Regions from separate parts of the Homo sapiens genome. Here region 2 is linked to region 1. A link is a loop called in an ENCODE intact Hi-C map of the cell type or tissue named here. Cell type or tissue: endothelial cell of umbilical vein. All regions are shown on one strand. Each heading gives the region's core, and the rest is flanking DNA. Links, peaks and the distances in the headings are about the cores only. Region 1 has its middle 300 kb from the start of SEMA6D. Region 2 has its middle 250 kb from the start of SEMA6D.

The links. Hi-C counts contacts between places; a loop is a spot of excess contacts. Peaks named below come from ENCODE experiments on the same cell type or tissue, not always from the same donor. Only the 100,000 strongest peaks of a DNase experiment are listed, where the experiment ranks them.
Region 2: it touches region 1 in a loop (5-fold over the local background); 2 of 110 quality-filtered maps call a loop at or near these places.

The regions. Positions count from the first base shown.
Region 1 is chr15:47,406,970-47,423,140 of GRCh38, reverse strand. It overlaps a transcript of SEMA6D not described here. Among named protein-coding and RNA genes, the nearest start is that of SEMA6D, 300 kb to the left of the region's middle. In endothelial cell of umbilical vein, for the core only: no CTCF peak of the experiment used is centred there; a DNase peak (open chromatin) is centred at 7,300; H3K27ac peaks cover 1,915 bases.
Region 2 is chr15:47,456,666-47,472,836 of GRCh38, reverse strand. It overlaps a transcript of SEMA6D not described here. Among named protein-coding and RNA genes, the nearest start is that of SEMA6D, 250 kb to the left of the region's middle. In endothelial cell of umbilical vein, for the core only: no CTCF peak of the experiment used is centred there; a DNase peak (open chromatin) is centred at 6,296; H3K27ac peaks cover 2,102 bases.

The DNA.
Region 1 (16,171 bases), core at 5,822-8,321:
TTATAATATATGCATTACAGCACACAGAGAAGTGACTCAGAGTCATTCGGAAGAAACAGGAACTCTGCTTATAACTCTTATTTTAGCAAAAGGCCAAGCCTTGCCTTTCAGTTATATATCTTTGTTAAAGGTTGTTTTAGCCCAAAGGTCTTTTTTTCTCCTCACTCTTACCAATTTCCTTTAGGGTTGGGTTTCTGTTGCAACTGAGTTGTTTTGATGATAATGTTTCCTTTAAGATGATTATTTGTTTAAAGTTCAGGCTAATAAAAATAACATCCCATTAAAAATATTCTGGAGAGCATAAGAACATTTTAGGATGTTAATTGCTCATGTTAACCAGTCATCCGTGAAACATATGCCAAAAATGCTCTGAAAGGTTCCAAAATGCCTCTTGCAGTGATAAATCTTTTACAGGTATGATTATGTGGAAGCAGAAATAAGAAAAAGTACATCCAACATCTGGAGTCAAATGGTTTACTGAAGTAAGATTACAAAATTAAATTTAAATGAACTTAATTGAAAGGGGAGGGGAATCTAATTTAATATGGACATTCATCATGTCCTCATTGAAGTTTCTTCTAGCACCAGAAAAATACAATGAAGTCTGAATACAAAAGTTGGATAAAGCCTCTAATGGAGTGTGAAAAGATGACCAAAGAGACACAGTCAGGCAGAATATATTCTCTTTTTCTTTTTGCCATTTAAATGACATGGAATACCCAACTGTTTTGAAAAGGTAGTATCAATCAAGAAACTGAGCTTGGAAACTTATCTGTTTTAACTGTCTCTACTGTTTGGAGTTTCATTGTACATACTTCATCACTTAAAGATGATGATTACTAGGTTTGGTTTTTAATTCAATGATACCTGACTAAAGACTCCAACAATATGCAGTTATAAGAAAATGGAAGGAAGGAAGGAAGGAAGGAAGGAAGGAAGGAAGGAAGGAAGGAAGGAAGGCAGGCAGGCGGGCGGGCAAAAAATAAGAGTGTTAATTTTAAATTAAATCACCTGACCTTTGGTTTTCATCCTCTAAAGAAAAAAAAATAAACAATGGACCCCCTTAACATTGTGGTTCTTAGTTCTTGCTGAATAGTTTCGGTCTTCCTAGTTCTTAAACATTCTGTGCTCTGTGTGCTAAGGAAGATGTGTGAAGAAATCAAAATTACACACTATGAAGTTACATATCTATAATTACGTGGAGACAATAGAATTTTATTTTATTAAATTGATTATTTATAGATTCTAGAAAAGACAGTCAAATGTTATTTTACTGTTTGTAGTCCTACACACTATGGACATTGCTAGAGGTTAACTTTATGATAACTTCTTACCATCAACTGACACTCAGGTTCCCATCATCTCATCTTTCCCTTCAACCTCATAAATATTTAGTTTTTGTCATACATGTCATTGGCACCTTTACTTCTGATCCCCCCTTATCTAAAAGAGAGTCTCCTAATACCTCCCCATCCCAACCACAAATCTAATCTCATATGGTACACACTCATCAGTCAAGTGGAAAGTAAAGGCAAAAAAATCCTTAAGCAGAAAACTGGAATGAACAGTTGCAGATGCCAGAGAAACAGGAAGCATCAAAAACAAAGCATTAAAATTAATCTATCACCTGAAGCCAAAACCAAGGAGTAGATGATAAACATAAATTATTAGTGCATATTTATTTAGGAACTACTCTTCATAAGTGCTGAGCACTTTCAAATACATGAGGGTAGTTAAACATAGCAACCCTGTGATAAGAAAATAGAGGATAATAGCACTTCACTGATGTCTTCAGCATTGTATAGCTGGTAAGTAGCAAAGCCAGACACCAGTCCCAGTCCTTTCTTGTCATATCCAATGCTCTTACTCTATATGGCACTGCCTCAGAAACTGCAGGTGGTGAGAACCTGAGATTGAGAACCTAAGGGAGAATGAGGAGTATAACAAGGGGACTGAATCTTGTCTTGGAATGTCAATAAAGAAATAACCAATGGTACAGGTGAGGATGAAAAGTGAATAATTTTAACTGTTAAGAAAAGTTCATTTACCTAAATCATGTGTTCTTCACTGACTCGTATCATCTACTTTCAATAAAAAGTCCAAACATATTAGACTTTAAAATCCTTGCAATATCTCTACATTGTAAGATAAGAAGAGAAATAGCAATTTTATGCTTCATGATAACCCCAATGGTACTGATGGTCTATGTCACTAATTGTGATCGTAATTCTATTCTTATCTACTTCATATGTACATTTTTTTGTTCTAGAGAACTGAATAGCTGCCCCTAAGGTCACAAACAGAAAATTACTTTTTGGAGACAGTGGGCCTGAGGCCTTAGATTTCATTACAACTTGCATTTTATTATAGTCCCATAGAATGACTGATCATAGGTAGTGCCTCCAAAAACTATATGAATATTATCATCCTTCCCAAAAAGATGTTGGTTTTAGAATTGTTTTAGATAAAAAGAGGAAAAGTTAACAGTCACTTATGACTCAACAACAGTTCTCACATCTGTTCAGCAAAGGCAGAATATCAGGACAAACAATGGAGAGGGCCACTAGGACTTGCAATGCACATACCTTCACACAGCTCAGAATGCACAAAATAGAAGATGGGCAAAACTATGGGGCAACTAGCATGCACAGAGGGGGAGAAGGCAGTATTTCCAGAGACATTGGAGGCAATGGACATACATTTATTCATTCATTCACAGCATCAAGGAGTAGAATAGGTTAGGAGAGAAAATTAGGGGAGGGGGAAGAAAGGTTTATAAATAGGTTGAGGGGAGAAACAGCAAAGATCACAAAAGAATGCTTTAAATGACGAAAATCAGTTTCACAGTTAGTCTGTATATGACAAGCCCAATAATACAATGTTCTACTGTTGAAGGAAGGCAAAGGTATCCTCTGATTAAAATTGAGCTATTGGGCTCTGTAATGATGAACTCAGAGGGAACCAGCCCATTCAGTGTAAGACCACCAAGCTGAAGGCCACTGTTTGGCTCAACTTAAGAGGGTATCTGTGTGTTCTGAGCACATCACCCTTCTGAAGGATAACAGTCTCCTCAGCAACAGTCAATCACCACCTGACAGCTCTTCATGTTCTTGGAAAGGTCCGTCTCACCCCCAAAACTTGCATATAACTCTCTTCCCTCTCAATGCTCATAGCCTCACCACCACCACCTGCCCTGGACCAGCAGACCAGCTATTATTGCACCATGGCAGATCAGTCACCACATCAGCCCAGCACTTCCAGGTCATCTTTTATCTCCTCTTCTCTAATCCTCATGTGGCTTTGTTCACTACTTGTTCTGATCTTGGCCTCATACTTCCTGAAAGTCTTTCACTGAATCCTCTGGGACTTGAGGTCAATCATCAGTAAATCTGTTTATTCTCTACTTCCTATGGAAACTTCTCTTTCACCTTTTTGCACTAGTTGAAATCTGACTTTCCAGATAACGCCCATTCCACTAAAGCCCTTTCAAGAGATAGCTTTTACTCTCCTAGATCCCTCTTACCAAGGAGCATAAAAGTATAGTAGGTGTCCTCCATGTTCTTCATTACTGTGTCCAGGCCTTTTGTCCTTCTTCCTCAATAAAACTCCAGCTTTCTCTTTCATGGCATCAGGCTATACTCCCCTTCTCTTGTTGGTGCTTCCTCCACCATCCTCCAGTTCATTCTCCCTCCATTCATTGGAGATTTTAGCATATGGCTCATTATCACTTTCTCTAATACTATCCTTATTTAATTTTTGGCCATTTTCATATCCAATGGCATGATCCTTCCAATATCCTGTTTCTCAGTTTCTGGACTACTTTGCTTTTAGAGATTTCATCAGCCATCCTTCTTGAGCCACTCACTTCCACAGTCAAACACTTGACTTTGTGGTGATCAATAACTGCACTCCTTGCAAAAATCTCAATTTTAAATATTCTCTTCTATGATCATGATCTCTTATTTTTCCTGATCACTCCTTCTAACACCCTAACTCCTACAATTCTAAAATCCCACAAGGACCTGAAATTCACTCTCTGTGTCTCTGAGACATAGCTCTCTCATGAAATCCTCTCTTCCCTCTTCTCTCCTTTCCAGCTTAAATTCCATAGAGGATCATTGTAATATTTTCCCAGCTCCTTTTTATCTTGGTGAACTTTCCTGGTGGAATCATAACCCTCCTTAAACTCAATCAGATGATCACTGTATGCTTGCACTTACGCAGTCTAATGTGACTGACATTTGGTAAACAATCAAAAGAGAACTTTCATATCCTGTGACTACCATCTCTTCCCACCTATCCACACCTTTCCTGTTCTTACAGACAAGTTCTTTGTGCTCTTAGTCAAGGTCACCTTCTCCACCTAGGCACAGGACCCTATCCTCTCTTGCTGAAGTAATTGAAGCAGTCTCCTAAGTGGTCTACCTACTTATGCCTTCCCTACCCACCCTGAGTTTCTTCCTACTCTGCTCTGAATGTTCATGTTCCGCCAAAATCCTTATGTTGAAATCCTAACCCTTTAGGTGATGGTATCAAGAGGTGGGGTGTTTGGGAGGTAATTAGGTTATGAGGGTATAGCCCTCAAAAATGAGATTATTGCAATTTTAAAAATCCCAGAGAGCTTTACCGCCTCTCTCACCATGTAAGGACAAACAGAAGGCTCGGCCTATGAACAAGAAAATGGGCCCTCACCAGACACTGAATTTGCTGATGCCTTGATCTTGGACTTCTTAGCCTCCAGAACTGTGAGAAATAAATTTCTGTTGTTTATAAGCCACCCAGTATAGCAGCATGAACAGACTAAGACACTCTCGGCATGGCAGCCAGAGTGATCCTTGTAATGATTCAGACTGAATAGCCTCCCTGCTAATTTTCAAGTATACTACCCATTCTCTTGTCTCAGAGCTTTTGCACTTACTGTTCTCTCTGCCTAGAACAATCTTCCTCAGATTTCTGCCTGGCTTGCTGTCTCACTTCCTTCAAGTCTTTTTCTCAGAAGGTATCTACATAGAAAAGCTTTACCAGGCCACTCCATGTAAAGTTCAGCCCCATATACCATTTCATATCTCCTCTTTTTTCTTTTTGCACACATCTATATATAAAATATATATGGGCATATAAAATATATAAATGCTATATTTTAGATATATTTATCCATGCATCGTTTATCTCCTCCATTGAAAATTAACTTCCTTGAATGCAGACATTTTTATCTGTTGGGTTTACTTCAGTATCCCCAATACACAAAACACTGTCTAGCAATACCTACATGGTGATCGATAATTTGTTCAATGAATGAATTGCAAAAAAAAAAATGGATGCATGAGTGATTAGGAAAAGAAAAAACAAAAAGTGATTAATGTCTTTCACATGGAAAATTAATATTTAGAGATGTCTATTTTTACCATGATATCCTCCATTTATGAAACCAAGATTTCAGGGGATCCAAGGATACAACAGTTGTCATGGTAGTGCCATGACAATATGGCACTACAGCTCATTGAAAAACACACCAAAACAACATTAAGAATTAATACAAATCCTGAACAATTCTAAAATTACTATTTTTAATCGCAGTAATTGTCACTCCTTAAACAATAGATATTTGGTAAATCTTGCCCCTTCAGGCAACCTCTGAAAGTTTTACTTTTGATAACTCTACTTTCTCAGACATTGATATTCTCTCTCTCTCTCTCTGACACACACACACACACACACACACACACATATACACACACACAGTATAAGCAGATAGAGTCTAAAAGGTAAAGTACATAACCATGGGATGGTATGTCAGAGCATATCTTCTTGCCTGATATGAGGATGAAATCATAATATGATTACACAATTTACGTTTCTCATCTCCCCTTTCCCTCTATCTCTAAAACAAATAAATATTAAATATTCAAGCTTTTAAAATGTTTCTGGAATCATGTTTGTGCCTTTTACAACAATATCGTATAATGTATCTTTAGATATTTAATTAAAAATTTTTGCAGGTGGTTGATAAAACACATTATTAAGAACTATAACTCCCCTTTCCCCTCAATTTAGCAGAATCCTTTAGTGATAAAAAAGATTGCCTTTATCAGAGGCTCTCAATCTGTCCCAATTTTTCATAAGTCACTGAGCTCTAACGACATTTTGTCAGATGCAAAACTTGAAAATAAAAGAAGAAAATTTGCTTTTGACTTTATTACACCAAAAATGTCTGAGTGATAGATGGGACCATTGCAGTTATGGCGGTTCTCGGGTTCCTATTGTTAGTCATGGGCTATTTTGATCAGCTGCAAAGTAATAGGGGGTGACTAGAATAGAAAATACTTGCAGTTTTCTGAAGCTTCACAAAACGCTAATAAAAATAGCTGAGATTTTAGAGACCCTACTAGAATCTCTGTCAATTTCCATAATTTTCTGATCCTCTTCCTGGGAAGGGTCCTAAGGAGCTCTCTTTGCTGATTATATCTTACCTCCACACTGGCTTCGGGGAGAAACAGAGGTCAGTGATTGAACAGAGAAATTACCTTTTGAGTTGGAAATGCTAGAAATAATAGACGTAGCCAGACCCGCCAGATTGTGAGTACACTGTTTGACTATTAGTAGTATGATCTGCTATGATGATTTCAAACTAATTTTCAAGCTAATTGAGTCAGTTATAAACACATGGAAATTTGGGTGGAGTATTTTAGGACAACATTTCCCATACTTAACCTTATTCTCATCTTAATTCTCTTTGGTTACTTTCCCAGATTAGTTTCCGAATTTTGTGACCAAGGAAGGTTTAAATTAAGTTCTAACATGAGGACAAAACAGACCATACCCAGGCTTGAAGGAACTATTAGTTACTTTTGTTCTCTTGGGAGAACAAATTGGTAGAAATGAGGGTGGATTTTAATTGTCACAGAAGGTACAAATGATGCTGCCATGTGATTGGAGGTCTTGGGACTGGGGAAGAATATCGTTATCATTAGGGAGGACCATAGTGCACACAAGTAAGTATCTCCACAATGGTGACCTTGGCATGGTGTGCAAACTTTACTCCTAAATAAAAAATAAATGGATGATACTCTTGGTTGGTATTTCATATGTCAGGCAATTTCTTTGACCCACATCCATTATGTTAACGTTCTTCTCTAGCACTCTGGATGAAAATTTGGGCCACTATGTTTAACTTCATCCATTATTCATAGTCCTTGATTGCTTCTAACATTAGTACATGAACTGGGAGCTCTGAAAGATTTTTATGTCATGTGTAATTGTTGGAATTTCCTGTGTATTATTTAAGTTACATTTTCCAACAACTTGGCTTTATTCTTAAAGGATGTGTGATCAACAGTTCTTTGCAAGGGCAAAGATTATGGTATGTTCCAGCAAATTGTGTTTGTTGACCTAAGACATTTCCCCCCACCCCCAACTCATATTGATTGTCTACAACATTTGTAATGAAACAGAGTCAGAGAGTAAACTCAGGGCTATGGGGGTATATTTGTCTTACAGATCAAACACTTAAAGCAGGATTTATGGAAGCGGAGGGCTGTGGGTCAATAGCTAAAAAAAACCTGGATTGTAAACAATCAAAGGACTTTCTGAGGTGTGAAGGAGAGGAGAAAGGAGACGGGAGCGGGTAGAGAGGAGGAGAAGGGGCAGGAAGATACACAGGGTTTGCTGTGGTAGGAAGTCTGCATCTGAAAAGAATTAGAGAAAAGGAGGTCTGAGAAAGACGGCTTTACCACAAGGATCAGTCCCAGAGACCCTTTCTACTCCCCTTACTGACAGGGATTGTATTGTAAACATTTCCTCTATAACCTCCCATACTCTCATTTGGAGTAATTTTAGAGCACTGAAATTTTGGATCAGTGCATTAAGAACACTAAAAATAGATACACACACAATTCAGGGAAAGTTATAATGATTGCATTTTGTTGTTATCATAATTTAATAAGAGCAGTCAAGTGTATTAGAGCTCAGAGCAACTGTAAGCCTTCATTCAATGTAAAAACACAGACCAGATCGATGAAGATGCTTTTTTGACCTAATGTTCAAATCAGACAAGTGCTATTAATAAGGAATCAACTTTCTAGCAATACTAAATTCTGTGTAGTGATTTGAAGTCCCAAAAAGTATTTTTTACTTATTATTTTATCTCCAGCTAAGTCTACAGAGAATAGAGTAAATATTAAACCCCTTTTACAAATTAAAAACTAAGGCCTGCCATTTAAGAGACTATTTAAAATCTTAGAGACAAAAGAAGAAAAATCCTATCCAGCAAAATCAGGTATGGTTTTAGGATTAAGATTGAGGTACATTGGTGTCTACATTAGTGCTTTTCTACTCTGTCACTCTACATGATTATATTATTTCTCAAACAAGTCTATCTGTTCAACAGTGTCCTCATATGCAGAAGTGGAAAAGGATTCTGTATGGTCCTTAGTTCTCTACAGAGACAAGAGGCTCCAAGGCTAGTTCTAAGAAAATCTTCCCACTTTCTAAATGATGCAAGTCAATTTAGCATGGTCTACTGGATTTCTTTTGTAGACTTTCACTTTTGATAACAAAAAGCATAATTTGATATATACAGTTCAGATGAAATGATGACTTCTGTGGTCCAGATGTGAGTTGTAGGCCACTTCCTTGGAGGCTTATAATTTCATTAAGGCCAATCACATGCGTGTTTCTCTTACTTTTTTTTCCTCCTCACATTGCTCAACCTTGGGGATTTTTAAAAGCCCTGTTCAGTTTAACTCAGCCCCTTCTGACATCTAAGATTTAATGACTCTAATTAGGATGTTATCTTAAATTCCATGTATGTATGAGGAAACCACGACTTATGTATAGAAGTTAGGCTTTGGTGGTAGTTCCTAGAAAGCACTTCTAAATCATGAAATAAAACATGAAACTCAAGTGCAAAGTTATTTAATTTTCAAGGGGAATGTAATATTCAGATAAAAGAAACCATAATGATACATTCATTTACTTTTATATGCATAAAAGTGTGAAGTTATATCATCACTTCCAGGTATCAGTTTAGGTAATGCATCTTCCAAGCTATTTTACAATCATTCTTCCATTGTTCCATAAATAGATTTTGAAAATACAAGCTATTAAACTAAAAGTTACTGCAATAATATGACTGAATAAAGCAGCAAGGCAATTTGAGAAGAATATACTAAAAGGACTAAATATGAATGCTGAATTTCCAAAATACATCCTTCAGAAATTCACAGATGTAAGGCCATGGTCAGTATACAAGAATGAGCAAATCAGGCTGTTCAAAGTCACATTTTGCTCAGTGCACCATGGATCTGCTATAAGACCACATGAAAATGGGGACTAAGAAATATATAGAAACTATATTAGTGGCCGAATGCAGTGGCTCACCCCTGTAATCCCAGCACTTTGGGAGACCAAGGCAAGAGGATCACTTGAGGCCAGGAGTTCAAGACCAGCTTGGACAACACAGTGATACCCTATCTCTATAATTTTTTTTTAATTAGGAAGGCATAGTGGTGTTTGCCTGTAGTCCTAGCTACTCAGGAGGCTGAGGTGGGGGGATCCTTTGAGCCTAGGAGTTCAAGGCTGCAGTGAGCTGTAATTGTGCCTCTGCACTCCAGCCTGGCTGACAGAGCAAGCCTCTGTCTCAAAAAAAAGAAAGAAGGAAAGAAAGAAAATATATTAAAATGGTAGCTCTCAGAGAACTGAATGTACCAAATATAGTCTCACTCCATGATGATCTGGCTTAAAGGAAGATGGTAATGGAATGGGTATTATGTTTTTAATTTAACCTATTAAACAAAACGGGGTTCAAAGAATCCACCGAGGCCTAGATGATCTTGTTTGACTGTTTAACCCTATCATGGTGCAATTTCTACTTTATATTGAAAATGTTTCCAGAGATGGTGCTCTCTTTTATTAAGAATGTAAATTTTAATTATTACTTTTTTCAATATTATATTTCGGCCTCAGATTTAAGGGAGGGAGTATATGTGTGTTTGTCCACACATATATGTAAATACACATACACACAGAGGAGTGGGAGACTTCCCTTTTCAAAATGAACTTCCAGTAACACAATTTGCCATCCGTCTGTCAACAGTCACCATTATCACTCTCTTTTTAAGTAATGGCATACAGATGTCTCTGACAGCAGCAAGTGTCCAGTGTGTGGAGGTGCACTGTCATCGGCCTCAGAGAGTCTTCATTTTTACGTAATCTCCTAACTAACTGCAAATGTGGTTGTTTTAGAAACCAAATATCTGGACCCATGTTAAGGGTATGACTGCCCCATGCAGAATTGAAAACAGAGTCATTTTCCCTTTCTTTCTCCCCATTGATCTTAAACTCTGTGTCTCTTTGTGCTGTATAATCATATCTCTTCTGAATACACGTAGTTTCATTGTTCAAAATGGAAACCATTTCCTCCACTTAGTCCAATGATGCAGACACTTAAAAAATCTAATTATTAGTTTCCCTATTTTCACTCGTACCAACAAACACTATGTTCAGTACTTATGGATTATGGATTTCTCTTGTGTTTGCTATGGTTTTGCGAGCAGAGATCTTTACTGATCAAAAAAGATATACCTAAACAACTTCAGTTTCACATCTAATGGAAAAAGGCAGAACCCAGTAATATTTACTGTCCTTCGTTGTTATATATTTAAATCTTACCACTGCAAGCAAATGTGAAATCCTTAAATTGCTGGCCTCAGTGTTCCCATGTCAACTGGCATATGCTCAGGTTGGAGATCCTGCCAAAAGTCAAAGGAAAACATTCATGAAACAGAGCCTGATGGATGATTATTCTAATCCTGTCTGCCCAGCACTGCCGGCAAGCTTGGTTTATAAATGCCTGCTGCTGCTTTAATGATAAGACCTCTTAAACACAGCTGAATGCAGCGCACCAGTGGATTTTCTTTTTTTTTCCTCTCTCTGCCCTAACTATGAGACTGATTATTGATCTCTACCTGGATGTTCCTATTGCAAACAGGCTATTCATGAATACAAGCAGGACAAATAATGGTACACTGCCTAGGGAGTTTTAATAAACTGCAATCAGGACATGGTCTCTGTGGGGGAAAAAAGTAACCAACCCAATTTTAATGAAGTATGTGCTTACGTGACTGCAAAGTCTGTGCACACAGACTTTGGCTGTGGGCCACACATTGGGCCACACATTGGGTAGTTGAGGGCAACTGCTTTTTTCACTGAGTCCCTTGTCACAGTGGACAAGGATAACCTATACTCTTACTCAAGAGAAGTTTCCAAATTCCCTCTATTGACCTTGAGATGAGGCTCTGAGGGCTGGAGTGAATTTATCTTGTTCTGACCACGCTACTGGAATAGAGGGATCTGAACCCGGAAGTGGCCACACAGACACAGAAGAAATGCGAGCCCATGGAAGCACTCAAGAAACCCAAACCTGAAGACAGAGGGGGTGAAAAGCAGCTGAATTAATATCCCTAGGAGTTCTATGAAGCCTCTTTGAAAACCAGAGAAACCTTAGTTTCAGAAATAGGGCAAGGTGTTTTAAAGTTAGAAAATGTCAGACTTTGTCATTCTTAGATAAGTTTTTGTTCTACCGGTATATGAGTGTGTATGTTAGCTTGTTTGATGCTAAGAGGAGATATAAGTTTTATATTTACCATCTGCTAAAGTATTTTTTTGGAATAACACACTTGATATTTCTGTATTTCAATAAAATGAAGCAGAACTATAGGGGTAGTTCTTCAATGGCAGGCATGCATGCAACTGTGAATATTAAAACAAGAACTCAATCCCAGCACTTTGGGAGGCTGAGGCAGGCGGATCACGAGGTCAGGAGATCGAGACCATCCTGGCTAACACAGCGAAACCCCGTCTCTGCTAAAAATACAAAAAATTAGCCGGGCGTGGTGGCAAGCGCCTGTAGTCCCAGCTACTTCAGAGGCTGAGGCAAGAGAATCGCTTGAACCCAGGAAACCGAGGTTGCAGTGAGCCGAGACTGTGCCACTGCACTCCAGCCTGGGCAACAGAGTGAGACTCTGTCAAAACAAAACAAAACAAAACAAAAAACTCAGCTAAGGAATCATCTGGAAAATGAGGACCACCAAGAAGAAAAGCTGATACCCTACACCGTGTCCACCATGGCATGAGTCAGGCCACAGCCACTCATCTCCTTGTATTTAAGTGGAGAGAAAAAATATTTTCTTTGAAAAAATTAAATGGTATGTTTTCCATACCTGTATTATGGTCTGAATCTTGCATTATTTCACCATTTCAAAGACCAAAGAATCATTTAGGGTAGTATTATCATTAGGTCAGTTTTGTTAAAGACTGAAAATATTTGGGCAAGTATTGAGAATGGGTGTTTTCAAATGTGAGTGTGCATAAGAGGTTTTGGAGAGTTTGTAACAACACAGATTCTTTGGCCTTACTTCCTAAAGATTCTGAATCAATAGGTCTGGGCTGGGGTCCAGGGCTATATGCTATATATTTTCAAGAAGAACAGGTCATTTTAATGCACCTACCCCAAAGATCCAATTCAATAACTAATTAGTAGAGGCCTCCTTCAGATTCACTTAATGAGAAAACCTTTTCTGTTTAGCCAGCCCCTTGTATTATCTGACTATGGTCGACAAATGAGGAGCACCGAATTTAGCAGAAGTATTTGTAAGAGGAACAACAGCTATAACATTTAAAAGGGGAACTGGCTTCTTACAAATCAGAAACTGCCATCAATAAAACATGTGAGTAACACTTATTTGGAGGGCAGATATAAACCTAGATTTGTTCCAGTGTGTTTTGATGCTTCTTGCACAAATGAAGCTATTAAGCCAAAGAAGCCAGAGGCACACTTCCCATCACATATAAAAACGTTCTAGCCAGGTGCAGTGGCTCCTGCCTGTAATCCTAGCAACTGGAAGTCCAAGGCAAGCGGATCCCTTGAGCCCAGGAATTCAAGACCAGCTTGGGCAACATGGAGAAACCCCTTCTTTACCAAAAAAAAAAATACAAAAACAATTAGCTGGGCGTGGTGGCACATGCCTGTGGTCCCAGCTACTCAGGAGGCTGAGGTCAGAGGATCACCTGAGCCCAGGAGGTTGAGGCTGCAGTGAGCCAAGCACTCTAGCCTGGACGACAGAGTCAGACCCTGTTTAAAAAAAAAATTTCTTAAATATTTGGTTCTAACACCGACTTTCAGAAATAAAGTGTTGCATAGAGCTTTTAGCCTAAAATCTAAGACCTGCCTCCCCACCCCCCCCACAACCCCGAAAATAGTTTGCAAATTTTATGAATTTACTTGTGATGCATTTGCTCCTCCCATCCCTTCCCCACTCCCAGCATGTCCAGGGCTTGCATCAGATTTTTAAGGTGGACTATGACTCAACAGATTAAGAGCCTTTGGACTGGTGGTCTGAGGATACTGGTCTTAACCTTAGCTTGGCTTCTACTTGGTTTGGTGGCTTTTGACAAATAACTTCACCTCTCTACAACTCAGTTTTCTCATCTATGAAATAAAAAAGCTGAATTAGAAAAATCTGAATATTTTTCCAGCTTCACAATTCTAGGAAGTGCCAATAAAATTGAGAGCAACAGGCTGGAAGGTATCTTGACATTAACATGTCTTTGGACTAATCTCCTTATTTATGGGGGAGGAACTGAAGTCCAGAGAGTTTACCATATTCTGTAGTATGTGGGAGATATCATTATGGTGGAAGATCAAAAATGGAACCCAGAATTTCCAACTCATCCACCAACTCACTCTTCATTCTAATACACAGTTAAGTTTCTAAAGCTCTGTTTCCAGCTCATACTTTCTCATTGGCTGAGGGTGCATTTCAGGCAGGATTTTCTTTTCTTGGCAGAGAGAGGGGTACAATGTGTTCCCTGGGGCTCTCTCCCACATTTCCTCCAGGAGAGAACATATGCCCAGGTCCTCAGAGAATTGTGCTCCCACACTCACAGCTGTACGATAGGCAAGAAAAAGCTGTCTACAAGCTTAAATAAACTATCAGCATTTGCAAAAGTGCTCTGAGGTGTCTTCAGGAAGTGTTCCAGGAGAATTGCTATTCTAAAAAGATCACTAGGTTCTCTTGTCCTGGATTTTACCCCACACTCAGACAATAATACTTGAAGTGCATCAGTGATACTAATCTATTTATCCAAAGTTCAACATTCAGTAAGTACAACTGGCAACAAAACAGACGGAGTCCTTGCACTCATGCAGATGAGTGTCCAGTGGGGAACTATAGCCTCCTGCAAGCTCTGCTGCACTCCTGCCTGTGTGCTTTGGAATGGAGGGAGAAGCACCTACTCCCCAAGACAGAGGCTCATGCTTCCTTCGAGCTGCCCTCTTCTAAATTACAAACATAGTTCTGGGAGAATCTCTATTATCTTAGCATAAATCAGTTTATCCAAATTGCTTTCGTTAAACCTAACAGCATCAGGCTCTGTGTGTCTTTCCTCATTGTGTCAATACCTATTTGCTTATTAACACTTTACTTGTCCAATAATACCTAGATCAGATTCCCCCTTTTTAATCTCTCTGTGCAATTTTATCTCGACATACCTTAGAATATACATAGCAACCTCATTTATTTCTTGGTTATAGCACTGGAAGTGGAAGAATTTTCAGCCTTTACTAGTGTGCAAGCATTATAAGTTATTTAGTTTACCCTTTTTTATAGATAAGGATAGTGTGATATAGAAGGAAGTCAGAGTCATTGTTAATAAATTGTTATAAATCAAAAAGAAGGTAGTGGAAAGTATATTTTTGTTAGTTTTTGTTCTGTGTATGTTTTCATAAGATATTTAAAATATATTACTTAATCTAAGTCTTGAAAACACTACTCAGTAGATACATTATTATGCCCCATTTACAGATGCAGTAAGTCTCAGTGGGGATAAATAACTTAAACCAGGTCAAACAGCTACAAGTTGTAGCTGGCAGAGACGGGGCTCAATCCCAGGCCTGTCTGAGGATGCCAGAACATGCCAAGGTAGTTGTCTTACCCACCACCTCTCTCCACTTCCACACCAGGTCACAAGGATGGGAGGAGAAAACGCTGAAATTTACTGAGAAAGGGGATTTGGACAGCGCAAATGAAAAACCGCAGGTCCTTGATAACTTGGTTAAGAGTCCTATCTACTGCCCTCCTTCTGAGGCCCAACCTCAGACTGCCAGTCTTCACCACGTCCTTTCACATGGAGATTCCCAACACCCCCACCCCACCACCACCACCAAGGTGCAGAAAGGAGGGAGAAGGGGTGAGGGCGCCATCCCCCTGCGAAAGGATGATGCAAACTGACAGCAGCATCTGCAAGCATCTGAGCTTCTGGCTGGTTATCCATCCAATGTGCCTTGACAATCATGCTAAATCTTTAAGTCTCAGAAAAGATAAGAACTCACAGTTGTGGAATGTAAAAACTGCAGGTCTGCACTTTGTGTATACCACTTTTAAAGGGCACCTCCCAATCCTCCTTTCCAAACACTACCCACCTTATACATATATGAGGTATTTGGCAGCTTTTTGCACCAAGAAGGTGGGTAGGAACTGGGCTTGACAGATAAATGCATCAACTTCTCTGCTCCTCAGTAACAATACTACATCTACTTCAAGTCAACATTTCCAAATATTTTTGTAACAACGACAGCCTAAGTACCTCCAAAATAATGATGAAAATCACACATTCTGGTTGTTTGGAATTGTTCACTTTATTAAGTATTTTTGTTTGTTTTTTTTGTTTTTTTTGTTGTTGTTGTTGTTGTTTTGGTTTTTTTTTTTTTTTTTTTGAGATAGAGTCTTGCTCTGTCAGCCAGGCTGGAGTGCAGTGGCACGATCTCAGCTCACTGCAACCTCCTTCTCCCAGGCTCAAGCGATTTTCCTGCCTCAGCCTCCCAAGTAGCTGGGATTACAGGCATCTGCCACCATGCACCATGCCCAGCTAATTTTTGTATTTTCAGTAGAGACATGGTTTCACCATTGGCCAGGCTGGTCTCAAACTCCTGACCTCAGGTAATTTGCCTGCCTCACCTCCCAAAGTCCTGGGATTACAGGCATGAGCCACCCCCCGGCCCGGCCTACAACATTCACTATTTTCACTTAATTTCCACCACAAAAACTACATAAAGTGAATAGGACAGTTTTTTGTTTTTAAATTTACAGTTTGCTTTTTTCTGTTTTTGTTGTTG
Region 2 (16,171 bases), core at 5,283-7,782, 50 kb before region 1:
CTCCTACCTTAGACTTCAGAATCCAGTTCCAAAAATCAAATCAATATTTTCCACATTGAACAATTTCAGGATTCAGTCTTCACCTATCTCTCCTTTATATATGTGTATCTCATTTAATCCTCAATTCTACTTTTTATATCAATGTTATTGGTATTTTTATTGATATTTTTGATATTTTTAATATGTTATTGATTTCTTCTAAAGCTCAGAAGAAATTAAGATACACAAACCACAAGATTAATGCCACATAGATTATAAGAGATGGAGGCAAGATTTGATACCAGTTCTCTTTGGCCACAAAGCCCCATGTTCCTTCTACTACATGGAGGCATCCACATTCCTCCAATAGAGTTCTAGGGTCATTTTGAATTCCCTTTTAATATCTTTTCTGTTTGAGAGAAAAATAAATTGCTCCTGCTCTTGTGATTTGGAAAGCATGGCCTACCGATAATTAGGGCATGTGGACTTGGTTCTAATTCTAATACTGCCAGTAGTGCAATAAGTGACTTAAGCAAGACATGGCACATTCTGGGCAACCGTTTTAAAAATGCCATCCATCTTTAACTTTTTCTTATTTCTCTGTACAATAGGGGCTATTAAAATACACAGGATTTAGAGCCCATGCTAGTGTCTAATCCGGCAGCACTTTGGCCCCTTTGAGAATCGAAATGGCAAAGCCAAGGTAATATGGTCTCAAACTTCAGCTGTCCTGCGTGGCTCCTATCAGTCACAATTGCCTTCTTGCGTTTTGCTGATCTCACTTAACCTTGCTTTCCAAGGATAAAGTATTTGTGTCCTCTATCTATTCTCTTTTCTCTCCCTCCATCCCCTTCCCCCTTCCCTCTCTCTCTTTCTCTTTTTCGTGTGTGTGTGTGTGTGTGTGTGTGTGTGTGTGTGTGTGTGTGAGAGAGAGAGAGAGAGAGAGAGAGAGAAAGAGCACAGCCAGGTAGAACTCTGATCACCGGAGGTTGGTATATTTCAGGAATTGTCTTCCATTCTCCTGACACACATTTGTTAACCTCAGATGTTACTACCGGCATTTTCTTTCATAGACATGCCTCGCTCTCTTCCCAGGAAGACACTTAAAAATCAAAAGCAGACTACCTTGTAATCTAGCTCCTCCCACTAGGCCCAGCCCCTAGTCTGGCTCAAATACCAAGGAATATGGGCTTATCTGCCAGGCTGCTCTCTACTGCCATCTCATGGTAATTCAGCCTTTCTCAGAGAATCAACCTTTCAGTAGGTGCAGACCCTCACAGGAGACAGAAATCATAAAGGCTCATGTCTGCCAGAGCAGCAGTCTTTACGACAGATTGTGTAGGACTTAAAGGCTGAAAATATCAAGAAAATTACTGAAGGAGTTGAATGTTTAAGCAAGGTGTATATCATAACTTGATTTCAAAAAGTAACAATTAAGAAAGTATGACTTATGACAGAAGGTGAATCCTGAATCAGAAAGACCCATTTCTGGGGGGGAAAGTGGGAGTTTGAAACATACCAGAATCTTGAAGATATATTTATGGAGATGAACAAACTGAAAACATCACTAAGAGTCAGCAATGATTTCAACACAATGACTAGGACAGTGCGTCAGTGTCTCAGAGTCTATAAAAGCAAAGTCACAATGAAGTCCACTCAGTCACCCAATGCCGTGTCACTGTGTGCGTAGAATTGTCGACTGCCCTGGCCCTGCTCCCACCAACATTCATGAGGAACAGCAGCCACATGTCCACTCACAGACTCTCTCTGGCACTTGGCTGCTGCTTCTCCCATCACTTGATCATAATTTGGAGTATTTCCATCTATAGGCATCATGCAACTTGCCTTCCTGTGTGGCTGCTTAACAGACAAGGCCATTACAGTGTACACATTTGGTTATGAAAAGAACACACTTTACATTGAATAAAATTTGGGAACACCCCACAAAGGACTGTCAGTGTATGGCATGCAACTCACTGACCCAGGTTATGATTCAAACGGTGTGCTTGGGCAGTGCTTTTATTATTTATCTTTATTCTCCTCCTATTATATTTTTTTCTAAATTGGCAAAGAGGGTTTAGATAATAATAATAATACTTGTAGTTTGAGCTGTATTAAATCAAGAATCCAATCTGTAAAGCTAACCCAACCTGACCACTTAGTCAAGCTCGTCTAATGCCAATTTGAGGCAAAAATCAAGATTAGGTTAAATATTTCCCTAAAGGAATGAATCTTCCAAGTTCAAACTTAAATCAAACAGCAGTATCATTCCATGCAGAAGAGACATAATTGCAAAAAAGTTCATGCCTTACCTCCAGCAGTCTTGGGCTTCCAGAGGGCTTCAGGCTGTCGATTTGCGAACAAGAGATCCAGGATTACGCATTCTACAGTAAATAGAAAAAAAAAGAACAAAAATATATTGGGATAGCTACAAATGCTGTGAAAATGTGTCACCTACAGACTACTAAAAAAAGAGAAAATAAATTGGAATTAGGTTCATAATTCCAGTTGATATAAGCAATTCTAGGCCTTCAATCAAAAAGATTTCTCCATGCAAAACTTAATAAGTAATCCAACAGTGCTGACCAGGGCCTGACAAAACATATGGCATGGTTATTGTAGGTAAGCAAGACCATTAGGTGGAACAAGGACATGGAATAAAGTAACACCAAGGCACACCGTAGCAAAGTTATTTCCTTTCCAATAATTACAATTAGTTCATGGGAAAAGTCTTATTTTGGTTAAAGTATGTCTCTAAACTGTACTAATCTCTCTTTTAACTAATTTGGGTATTGGTAGACAAGATTCAACTAGAATTTATTAATAGGGTTTTTTTTTTCATTGCATTTGTATTTATATGTCTTCTATTTACCATCTGCAGGACACTGTGAGGAGCAAGTTGTGATTAGTATACAAAGTCTCGTGGAGTTTATAATCATGTGCACACTTTTCTGAGAGGAGAAATAAAGTATTTCCTTATAAAATGGTTTTCAACTTAAGTGGGAGTAAAGTAAATCTTAAGTAAATAATAACACTTTTAATATATCAACATACAAAAGATCTTAAAAGTAGTAATAAGTGACTGAGTTTGGGAAATAGAATTTTCATGAAGAAGGGAGGTAAGCATACCTGGGAGATTGGAAGCTAAATGAAGACAGAGTCAAGGATGTCTTTGTTAATTTTATCTCCAATATCCAGCAAAGTACATGGCATATGATAGGTATTTGATAAATACTTTTACAATAGATGAGCAAATAAACACTTTCTGGAGAATCTGGAGGATGTTTAAATGTCTGAGCTACTGATGGGCATGAAACAGGGCTTGCCTATTATTGTAATTCTAATATCTGGAGTTGTTAATCTAACAGTACTCTGGGAATACTTACTGCATATATAACTGAACAGGTTGAAGTGTCCTGATTTCTTAACATTTCTCAAAAAGAAAAGGAAAATGAAAAAAACTGAAGACAATTTTGAAGTCCTCCCCCCACTAAACACACACACACACACACACACGCACATGCGTGCACATACACACACACACACACACACACACACCTTAAAGCAACTGTCCTCAGGCATTCCAAGGCAGGAAATCCGCCCCTGGTTGGGGCAATAAGGGGGTGCACTGCCTGTTAAGAGTTTTAAAATCATAATAAAGTTCAATTAAAAGTTGATTTGCTTTTTATCATCACCTTGCACTGATAATTCTCAATCATGTCAGTGATAAAATACTCCTTCCTCTGGGCAGACAGCTCCCACTACTCACTATGCCATTGAGTTCAGAAAAGATGGGTTATTTACTTAAAACAGGTAAGAAATTATGCTGACAGGAAATTTGGCAGTGACAGACTTTCCGTACCCAGAGACCTCAAGAGTTCAGGGGCCAATGAAAAGGAAAATCCAGGACTTTCTACATAAAACATTCCAAGAAAGTCTAGACAGGGTGGAATAGGAGGAATTGGTCTTGGAAATCATTCTGAATGGCTTCCTAGTGTGTTGATGAGGGTAAGCGAATGCAGCCCAGGGGAAGGGCTACTCCCTTTAGCCTGAGTGTCTAACAGTTGTGGGCAATTTTATCTGTACTATTCAAACCTGGATATTGGATATTAACAATTCAATCTGTGCTTTATTGATCTTTTCTGTAGAAGATAAGTAAGGAAAAGTGCCGCTTTAATAATTGCACAGCCTGTCAACAGCAAAATATGTAAAATAAAGGGTTTTGATAAGCAGGTGATCTTTCGGAAGGTATTGGGTCAGCTGCTCTTGATAACTCCCCCTTTGCTGTGAACTCGCTCCACGTAACACAGCTCACTTCATATCTACAACTGCCTCTTCTGAGGTTAGCCACCATGGCTGACCATGGCCCTTGGTGACTTGTGTCCTTTCTCAGAGCCGAGCTTTCACCCACTTATACTGAGTACCATGAGTAGGACAATTCTTGCTCCTCATTGCCTGTTTCCCTGCAGAGCTAGTGCTCAGACACTTGTTTCCACACCATTTTACCACTTCTTCGATTGCAGTGGTTGAAACAGTCTCCATTTCTGCTAATGCTGTTAATTCAGGATAAATTCTGCTATCATGAGAAAATGCCAATAATGGAAATCACTTTCAGCTGTAACTGCATTTTCAATGATGAAGAAACATAGGTATGAACACACATACACACACACACACCCGCACACAAACACACAGTAACATATATTTAAATTAGAAACAAGGTTGAAGTTGCTAATTTTCTTGATTGTACTGTATTTCCAACAAGAAGGCAGTCAAATCTAGTGCAATAAGTGACAATCAGTGGCATAAGACCATTATTTACATAACATATGTATTGGCCTATGCTTCACCAAGCACTGTGACATTAACTGTCTCAAAACAATCCTGTCGGTATTATAATATTATTATAATATAATTTTTATGCTACAGATGAGGGGAAACACTAAGGCCGTAAAATTAAAGACAATTTTTCCAGATCACATTACTAGTAGGGGAAGGAGTTCAAACTGGTCTTCTTTCTGCTTCCTAATGGAGCAGGCACATTTACTAAATGGCACCGATGCTGCCGGTGTAGGTCTTACAGAAATAATTACGACAGTGATAAAGAACTATATCAATGATCTCTTAGCATCCTGGCAGGGAAAGAAAAGAGACAATGAGTTAATCCCTAGCAAAATGCCATGATGTGTAAAAAAGAGAGAAACAGCTCCACTTCCATTTCGCAAGCACCTAAGTCAGCGCTTGCAAAGTTATCCCTAATTCAACAGCTTTTTTTCCATCCCTTCCTCTACTTCTCAATCTACCATTTAGCTAACATTTTCCAGTAGTTAGTTTCCAGAAATTTGCCAACATTCTTGCATATTCAGCCTTTAAACATTAAATGAGAATACACAGGGTATATGGCCTTATGTCAATCTACCTTCTCTACATTGCCTCTTCTAGCAAGCATTAGCATTAATACCGACATGTTTACATCATAATTACTTTAATTTCCTTGGCCCCAACCAGACCCGGAGTGTGTCAATCCACAGTGATTTCCAGGGTGGGGAATGATAACTGGTCTATGAAACATAAATTACAATAAATGCTTGGAAACTTGGCATATCACTTCTAAAATGATCTCAGCCTTGTAGCAGGGAGGGCACAAGCCTTTTACATTGATATGGATAACTCACAGTTTTCCAGGTCTTCATGTTCTCATTTCTAAACAAGAACAAAAATTATTATCCTTGTGAAGAAAAGGGAACCCTTATATACTGTTAGTGGAATTTTAAATTGGTACAACCATTATGAAAAAGGTGTCAAGGTACCTCAAAAAAACTAAAAATAGGCTGGGTGCAGTAGCTCATGCCTGTAATCCCAGCACTTTGGCAGGCCAAGGTCGGTAGATCATTTGAGGTCAGGAGTTTGAGATCAGCCTGGCCAACATGGTGAAACCTCACTTCTGCTACAAAAAAAAAAAAAAAAGCCAGGCGTGGTGCTACACTCCTATAATCCCAGCTACTAGGGAGGCTGAGGCAGGAGAATCACTTGAACCTGGGAGGTGGAGGTTGCAGTGAGCCGAGATCACTCCTCTAAGCTGGTGAGCCTGGAAGACAGAGCAAGACTCCATTTCCAAAAAAAAAAAAAACCACACACCTAAAAACAGAACTGCCATACAGTCTAGCAATTCCACTTCTCGGTATATATTCAAAGGAAATGAAATTATTAATGATACATTAAAGAGATATGTGCACTCCCACATTCTTGTAGCATTATTCACAATAGCCAAGATATGAAAACAACATAAGTGTTCACCAGGAGATGACTGGATAAAGAAAATTTGATAAATATTTACAATGGAATATATTACTCAGCCCTTAACAAAAGGAAAATTAGCCATTTGTGTCAACATGAATGAACTTTGAGGACATTATGCTAAGTGAAACAAGCCAAACACAGAAAGACAAATACTGCATGATCTCACCTATAGGTAGAAACTAAAGAAGCCTAACCTATGGAAACAGAGTAGAAAAGTGGGTGCTACAGGCTAGAGGGTGGGAGTAATGGAGGGATTTTTGTCAAAGGGTACAAAATTTCAGTTATAAAATGAACTAAGTTCTGAACATCCAATATACAACATGGAAACTACAGTTAATAATAATGTATTGCATCCTTGTCATTTGCATATACAGTACATCTGAAGTGTGCTTACCACACACAGAAAAAAATGGTAACTATGTGAGGTGATGAACATCTTAATTTGCTTGATTGTAATTATTTCACAATATATATGTACATCAAATCATTTTGCATACCTTGAATACATACAATTTTTATTTGTCAATTATACCACCTATAAAGCTGGGAGAAAATAAAAACACATTATTTTCTTTATCTTTTCTATGAAAAGTTACAAATATGAACATTTTGATATCAGAAAAGCATGTCAAGTTCCCTGGAGGAAACCAATAGGTAATATTATTGCAGAATTGGCAAGACCCTTTACTGGTGAATTAGTCCATTTTCGCATTGCTATAAAGAACTACATGAGACTGGGTAATTTAGAATGAAAAGAGGTTTAACTGACTCAGGTCTGCAGTCTATACAGGAAGCATGGCTGGGGAGGCCTTAGGAAGCTTACAATCATGGTAGAAGGCAAAGAGAAAGGAGGCACATCTTACATGGCAGGAGAAGGAGGAAGAGAGAGAAGGAGGAGGTGCTATGCACTTGTAAACAACCAGATCTCATGAAAACTCACTATCATGACACCAGCAAGGAAAAAGTCCGCCCCCACAATCCAATCCCTTCCCACCAGGCCCCTCCTCCAACACGGGGGATTACAATTGGACTTGAGATTTGGGTGGGGACACAAATCCAAACCATATCAACTGCGTTTAGAACATAAAGTCAGAAACCTTTCCCCTTTATAAGTTATGCAATAATTTAGCCACCTAGCAATGTTGCAAAGCTAAGTCTAGGCAATAAGAATTTTAACTGGGATGCGGACAACTATTTGCCCACTTCTTCTTGTACAAACATCTATATTTAGGGGCTTATTATTAAGAACCAATTAATAGTGAAAGAGGTTAGAGTTAGAGGCCAAATAGAAATGATTGAAATTTTATGAGGAATGTTTCAATATTTCTTACACATTACAAATCCAGATACACATTGGTCAAAATGCATCTACTGACTACCTGCTGTGTTCAAAGCACTGTGAGTACAAGACAGAAGACGATCTTGTGTTTATCGAGTACCTACTATGTTCTAGGTGCTGTGCAAGGCACATTTAGTTGTTGTGTATCTGTGAGTGGTGAGGGGAGTCAGGGAGGGCCAGGAGGTGTAACAGGAGAGAAACAGAGTATTCTAGCTTGAGGCTCACTTTAATTTATCACTGGGATTCATACATATATGGCAAACTTGTGAAATTACCTGATTATTTGCAGAAGAAACTTAAGAGTCTCTTAATAGAGTAAATTCAGGCAAACCCCCACTTGGTCCATGACAGTGCCTTTTATCAGTGGGGTGGAGCAATCCATGGGACTGTCACTTTGATTTGTGTTCTGACCTAACTTTGTATGGACTCATATATTAACATATGGTACTCATCCATTAAGAGGTATTTAAATTAAAAGGTTAGAGAGAGAGAGTCTTTCCATTTTGACAAGGGTGCAGGGTGGTTTGTGCACATGGAGGACTATAAATAATTCAATAAAATTTTAGCTCCTTGAGGGCTTGACTAAATCAGTCACACCACAGTGGTGGCAGGGAATTAGCTACCATGCCTGCATACTGGCACCTCCTCAAACCAACCATCTTATAAGAGCAAAAGCCAGGCCCAGATGTGGAATACACTGTTGGCTGATCTGGGAGCATCAGGAGTCCTTGGCATGGACTGGACACTGGTGGCAGTGGTTCGGCATGAGGCAGAGACAATGGGTATCACCAAAGGCACCTGAAGCAGGATGGGTGCCTTTTCTTAACGAGCACATATGAGACACCTCTATGGTGGGGGTGCTGCAGGGGCTGAATTTATTACAATAGCATCCAGAGAAAGACTTTTTACCCTACATGATCCTGCAACACATACTTAACATGGAAAATATATTTTACTTTATTCCTCCTAACTGCCTGACAATAAAAGTTTATTAACCTTATCTTACTGATGAGGGATTGTAGCTAAAAAAAAGTTAAAATCTCTTCTTAAGGTCACTACATGGGTTGAATGGCAGCCCCCCAAAAGATATGTCCAGATCATAACCCCTGAAACCTGTGAATATTACCTTATATAGCAAAATATGTGAATGAGTAAATTTAAAAAGGGGATGAGCCCATTCTGCATTATCCAGGTGGGCCCTAAAGGCAATCATGTGTATGTATCCTTATGAGAGAGAGGCAGAGGGAGTCTGGGGGACAGATAAACGAAAGAGAAGACATACAGGAGAGGAGGTGGCAAGGTGACCACAGAGGTGAAGATTGGAGTAACGCAGCCACAAGCCAAAGTATGACTGGAGACACCAGAAGCTGGAAGAGGCAAGGAATGGGTTCTCCCTAAAGCCTTTAGAAGGAGTGCAGCTCTGTGGACACCTTGATTTCAGACTTCTGGCCTCCAGAACTGGGAGAGAATAAAGTTATGTTTTAAACCACCAACTATCTGACAACTGGTCACAGCAGCCACAGGAAACTAATACAGTCGCACAGTAAACTACAAAAGACATGTTTCAGATCTAAGTTTGTCCAACTTTAAGGTGTGTTCCCTTTGGGCCCCACGGGGATTCCCCCGACATACTATCAACACACTCTACAACTCTTAGGCCTACCATGACGCACACATGTGCTTCAGCTGCCACCACCTTTTCTTTGGAAATACATTGCAAAGGGTTGAGAAACTTTGGCGTTTGAGCCTATTTTCCTTTGTAAATGCAAATGTACTGCATGTGTTAAGATTTAAAGGAGACATATATGCAGTCAGGGCTATACGAATTGAGTCAAGAGAACTTGTCATGGGCAGAGATGATCAGCAAAGGATTTATGGAGAAGAAAGTTTTGAATTGTGAAGAAAAGGGTGCATGTATGTGGATAACTGTGAAGGACCAGCTTGAACATTCTAGGGCCGCTGAAGGCTTGAAAAATATTTCTAGGGGAAAATTACAAGCTTCATGCAGAGTTCACTGTGGAACCCAGCTTGCAATTGAAAATATTGCACCAAAATGAAAAACTAGGTGGATTTAGATCCTGGTTGTTTTTGTTACTGTTATCATGGATTGCTGCTATTCCTTCAGGAAACTGAGGTAGTCTTATTTACTTACTGAAGATCCTTTTCTTCATTTTTTTTAAAAAGTCCTTTCCATATCCAAGTTCATCATTGAATTGGTCTTGTAGCTACGTCTCTTTATGGTCAGGCATTTTCTCTCTGTCCATGTGCCTCTTTCAATGACATCTGTTTTGCTAAGAGATCTAATGAATTATAAGCCAGACTAGGACAAACAGAGCCATAAAGGCTGGGTTCTTGCAGAACAGGTTTTAGCTTTATTTCAGCCCTTCTCCCCTCACCCAAGGTGAATTAAGTAATCTTTATGAGATAAAATTACCTGCACTCTTGCCTAACCTTAATAATGAAAAAGAGAAGGCCTTTTATCTATTCATTGTGAACAGAGTAATCACAATTCGCTATGGCTCACAGAAACAGGAAAAAAACAATAACAACAAACCACCACAACTAATGTGTTTTTGTTTCTATCTGAAAATCCGAAGAACCTAGTAGTTTTAACTCTAGTTCATTACAGTCAACGATTTAATCTCTGATGGCAGGGAAACAAGAAATACGTTTATGTCCAGGGTAGCAACAGCATCACTCCAGATCAATATTCAAAAGGGCTGTAGGAAGGAGGTTCAGTTTCCTAAAAAAAAACCTATATAGTTCCCGTCTGAGAAGAGAGAGGCCGAGATGGGTCATTTGGGATACATGAAGCATTTGCCTTCCAGAATTGCTGGTGAGGCAACATATGTAGTGCTTGCCTGCTATGTAAGGCACTGTGCTGGGACCTGTGGAAAGCACAAAAGGTTAAAAGCATCATCCCTGCATTAAAAATCTTGTTGGTGAAACGAGTCATAATGACTTAAATTTTAAATAATAGCCCCAAACAATCAAAACAAAAAGAACCCCAAGTAAGAGTTCAAGACAACAAAAATAGCAAAAGGCAGGCCACATTTAATTACCAATAATTGCTACAGGATGTCAGAAAAATGGGAAGAGTATATCACACTGGCGTGGTCTGGAAAAACTCCATGGTAGTACCAAGATTTGAAATGAATCACGCTAACAGGATGTAAAAGGAGAAAAACATCAGTATCTAGAATCACCAAATAGTAACTTTATGAAATATTCAGTATTTTCTGGTAATACACCAGGCCTATCTTACTCATGTGGCAGGATCAAACCTTGGTATGCATTGACTTGGACCTGGGCACACTGGGAGGTAACATTGTTCTTTCATCCCAGTATAAATATGAATATACAAGCAGAAACATATACATTCTTCACACATTTTACAAATTTGCCCTTCAAGTTCTAATCTTATGAATTTATCCCTTTGGGACTATCTGTCGGTTTGTATTGCTCTTAGCTCATCCCTCTTAAATAAATTAACATATGAGGACTAGATTTTCCATTCCAAATAGAATGACTCATTGAAGAGCAGAAAGCAATTAAATTTCCAAGATGAAGCTTTTCCCGAACATCCTATACACCTCACTTTACCAATTTAAAAAATTGCTATGGGCATTATTATTATTAATATTATTTTTAATGACGGAAATACTGTTCTATGCTATGTGTAATAACCATGAAATTTAACTCTGATGGACAAACCTCAGATTCTTGGTCTACTAGATTCAACTTAATCATTTGTCCAACAAATATTACAGATGACTCCTTTATGCTAGGTGATGTTTCCAGTGCTTCAGATATAATAGTGGGGGAGAAAGCACAAGGTCTGTGTATTTATGCAGCATACATTCAAGAGTGTGTGTGTGGCAGTGGCTGTGGGGAGACAATGAAGAAGTAGTCTAATGAATAAAGGCAATTTCAGAGTGCAAGGTTTCTGCATGTGGAATAATGACAGTGTGATGAGATGATGAGGTGCAGGTGGGGATGCCATTATTTTAGGCAATGTGGTCACCAAAGGCTTCTCTGAGAAAGTCATGTTTGAAGTAAGAATCAAATAAAGGCAGTGATGCGAAGACCAAGCAGAGAGTGGTCTGGGCTGAGACAAGAGCAAGTACAAACGCATTGGCATAGAAATGAGCTTGCTCAAGGAGCAAAAAGAAGGTCAGGAGGGCTGGGCAGAGTGAGAGAGAGGAAGTGGCTGGAGGAAGCAGGAAGAGGAAGTAGGCAGGAGTCACACCATCTGGGGACTTGTGAGCCACAGACAGGACCCAGCATGCCTGTTTAGGGCAAATACCAACAGTAATTTCACAAGATCAAGGCATAGTTAGTTGAGTTAATTTCCGGGTCATTAAATCTGCTGTTTTATGTTAAAGTGCTTATTGGTAAGAAACATCTCAGTTACTTATAAGCAACGTTTACCAAATCTATAACATTTACCAAAACTGGGATTTGTTTGTTCACCCAGTTTGATGATTCTATTATAGTTTAAATAAAAATTAGGAAATTTTTGCAATATGTTTAAATACTCCTCATTCCCCTTTCACAATATTATCTGCACAAAAGGTTGGAAGACAAAGAAAAACATTCACAATTACATTAACACCTAACACTAATGAATCACTGATTTCCAGCTGTCTTTCTTCCTTCTTATACACTGTCCTCAAGCACACAGCATCATGATGTAGTTTTTAATCATAGCAGATATATGATTTCCCTTCAGTGCTTTCAAAGCACATTGAGAGTCGGGTACTCATCATTTTGTAAGATTTGGTCATCAGCAAGATGATTTCTCGGACTACTCTAAATAAGCCTGGCTAACCCAACTTCATTGATCACTGCTTGCAATGATTTGCCCCTTCTTGTTGGCTTAAATCTTCACTTCTTATCAAAATTGGCTTTTCAGGGTAAAGAAGACTTGAGACAAAAAGTAATTTCTGATAAGCAGTAATGAGACTGACTCCTTCTTACTGAGCTCCCTGGGCATAAAAATTAGATTCTAAATAATTTCTAAATAATTTCTGAGAATTCACAGGAGGAGAATTCCTCGCCATAGCTGAGTGTCAGAATGTTGCAAATGAAGAGACACAGTGGTGGGATGGCTAATTAGATGACTTTAACCTCACCTAGCTATGCCTTAATAAAACCTAGAAAATAGGCATTTTTTTTTAAGTTTGTATGTAAGATTTTGAAACTCCCTGACTTGGGGATTTGAATACGGGGATCTAAAGAGCTTAAAAGGTCAATGGAGGAGTTAGTGGAATTGATTTTCAAGAATGGATTTTATTTAATAAATTCATGTGTTATTTAGGAAATTGAAGTAGAAGAACCAAATACAGTATATTTTAAACACTCTGCACTACTCCACATTTTTCCCCAGATAGTTATCTTTGTTATCACCCAGAGATGAAATCTTTTTAAGTAGAATTTAATAGACTCTCCACCAGAAATTCTTAAGAATTTAATATTGGTTTAAGTGCAAAGCTGCAGGGGAAAGAGGGGAGAAAACCTATTGTTTGTTTTGAGGTTATTATAAAAGTTTTTAATTTTAAATATTTCCACTTATGGATATTGTAAACACCTCAAATTTAGTGTAGTCAATACAGAATTTTTGATTTCCACTGTTACTTCCCTTCATCTGTTTCTCCGTGGTCTGTCTTGTTTAGTAAGTCACCACCACCCAGTGCAAAACCAAGCTAGGTTTTTCTTGATTCTCCTCTTTCTCTCAGATGATCCTGCATTCAATAATCAAGCCATCTGCAAGTCAGTCTACAAAATATGTCACATGGCTGTAATCAATGTATTGGTGGGCTGTGTTTTCATCTGCAGGTTCAACTGGGAAGAATCTGATGCCCAGATCATTCAGGCAGTTGACAGGATTCATTTCCTGACAGCAATTTGAATGAGGGGCCTGGCTTTCTACAGGCTGTTGTCTGAAGGCTGCTCTGAGGTCTTAGAGGCCACCAGAAGTGGCTAGAAGCTGTCTACACACCTTGCCACATGGATTTCTCCAACATGGTCACTCAATTCATCAAGCCTACAAGAAGAATCTCTGGCTTCAGTCTGCTGAGATAGAGTTTCACATAATGCAACATAATGATGGGGGCTGTATCCTATCACCTTTGCTATATAACAAAACCTAATCACAAGAATGACATCTCATTACCTTTACCATAGGTAATGGGTTAGAAGCAAGTCACAGGTCCCATTCACGCTCAAGGGTAGAAGATTACACAAAGCCATGAATACTAGGAGGTGGAAATCATTGGGGCTTATCTTAGTGTTTGTCTGCAACATTTATACTGATATTCTTTATTAATAGTTTATTTATTTATTTATTTTTGGTTTTGACCTCATAGCTTTATTTCTTTTGCTTACTTTGATTTCAGATGTTTTTGTCCCTTTAGGTTTTTTAGATGGAAGCATATGCCATTGATTTGAGACCATTCTTCTTTCCTAAAAAAAGGTGTTTAGTACTATCAGTCACTTTCCAATCACTGTGATAACAGCATCCTACACATTTTTATTTTTCATGCTTTTACTTTAATTCATTTCAAAATACATTCTGATTTCCCTTTTGATTTCTTCTTTGACATACAGGTTAATTAGAAGTGTGTTATTTCATTTCCTAATACATGGGTATTTTGCAGATATATTTCTACTATTAATTCCTAATTTAATTCCATTGTGGCTAGGGAATATATTTTGCATATTTTGAATTCTTTTTAAATTAATAAGACTTCTTTTATGGTCAGAATATTGTCTATCTTGGTAAATGTTCCATGGGCCTTTGAAAATAATGTGTATTTTTGTTATTGGAGAAAGTCTTCCATAATGTCAATTAGGTTAAATTAGTTGATAACATTGTTTAAGTCTTTTATATTCTTATTTAGTATAAATTTCCTATTTATTGAAATAAATTGTTAAAATATTCAACTATGATTCTCATACTACCGCATATATGGTGAAAACCTCCAATACATCAGTATAATTTCTACTTTAAATAACCAATGGTATTTTAAAGAGATTTTTAAGAGTATTTTTATATATGCTCACAATTTTAACATTCTCAGTGTTATTTATTACTTTGTATAGATCTAGATTTCAGCTCTTGTTTGTCTGAAACATTTCGTATTTTTATTTTGGTTTTGAGAGATATTTTGCTGAGTATAAATTCTTGGTTGAAAATTTTATTCTTTCAGTACTTTAAGAGGTTTCTTCTCTGTCTTCTGGCTTGCATTGTTTTCAATGTCTGCAGCCATTTTTATGTTCTCTTTTTGTCTGTATTCATTGCGACTTTTTTTTTCTTTTGGCTACTTTTAAGGTTTTCTGTTTATCACTGGTTTTCAGCAATTTGATGACAATACATTTTGGTGTAATTTTCTTCCTGTGCTTGTGCTTGGCATTTATTGAGTTTCTTGGATCTTTGGGTCTATATTTTTCATCAGAGTTGTAAATTTTCACCCATTATTTCCTCAAATATTTTTTCCATGTCTCTTACCTTTTGAGTACTCTAATTACAAATATATTAGCCTGCTTGAAAGTATCCTGTGTGAGAAATTTGGTTAGTTTCTAAAGGAATATCTTCAAATTGACTAACCTTTTCTTATGTAGTGTCTAATCTTCGGATAGTCTCTTCCTACATATTTTTAAATCTTGGGCAGTTATATTTTATCTCTACAAGTTTGAACTAGGTCTTTTTAATTATCCTCCATATCTGTGCTTAGCATGCTCATGCTTTCTTTTACTTTCTTGAACATATAGAATATACTTATAATACTGCTTAATATCCTTGTGTGCTGATACTTTCATCTGTGTTTTTTTTCTGAATCTTCTTATATTGATTGATGTTATTTCTCCTAATAAAACGTGTATTTTTTCTTCTTTGTGTGTATAAGTAAGTCTGTATTGGATGCTTGACATTTGAATTTTATATTTTTGAATGCTGGATATTTTTGTATTCTTTAAAGTAGGTTTGAGATTTGTTCTGAAACCCAAATAAATTATTTGGTAAGCTTTTCAAGCCTTGCTTATAATCTTTGTTATAGAAGACCAGAGCAGTCTTTAGGAATAATTTTTTATTGCTACTAAGGCAATACAGTTCCAAGTATATTGCCAGTGCCCTGTATAATGCAAAGTTTTTCCACTCTGGCTGGAAGGATGAAAATTCTTACCAGCCTTATGTGATCTCTTGAGACTGTTTCACCCACTTCTTTATTGGTTCTTTCTCAAGATGTGGGTGGTTTCCTCACACCCTCATACTGATGAGAATGCAGAGAAGACTTGGGAACACTCATTATGGAGACCTCAAAAGCGTTCTCTCTGTGCAGCTCTTTCTTTTCAGTACTCTGTCTTACAAAGTCTAGGGGCTGTGGCCTCCCTGAATTCTCAAATCCATCTGCTAACTACAGGGGGACTACCGCCATCTGTTTCAGATCCTCCTTCCTGGAAACTCTTGAGCAGTAAACTGAGACAATCTCAGTGATTACCTCATTTGTTTCCCTTCTATCAGATATTACTATTTGCACTGCCTATTGCGTATCC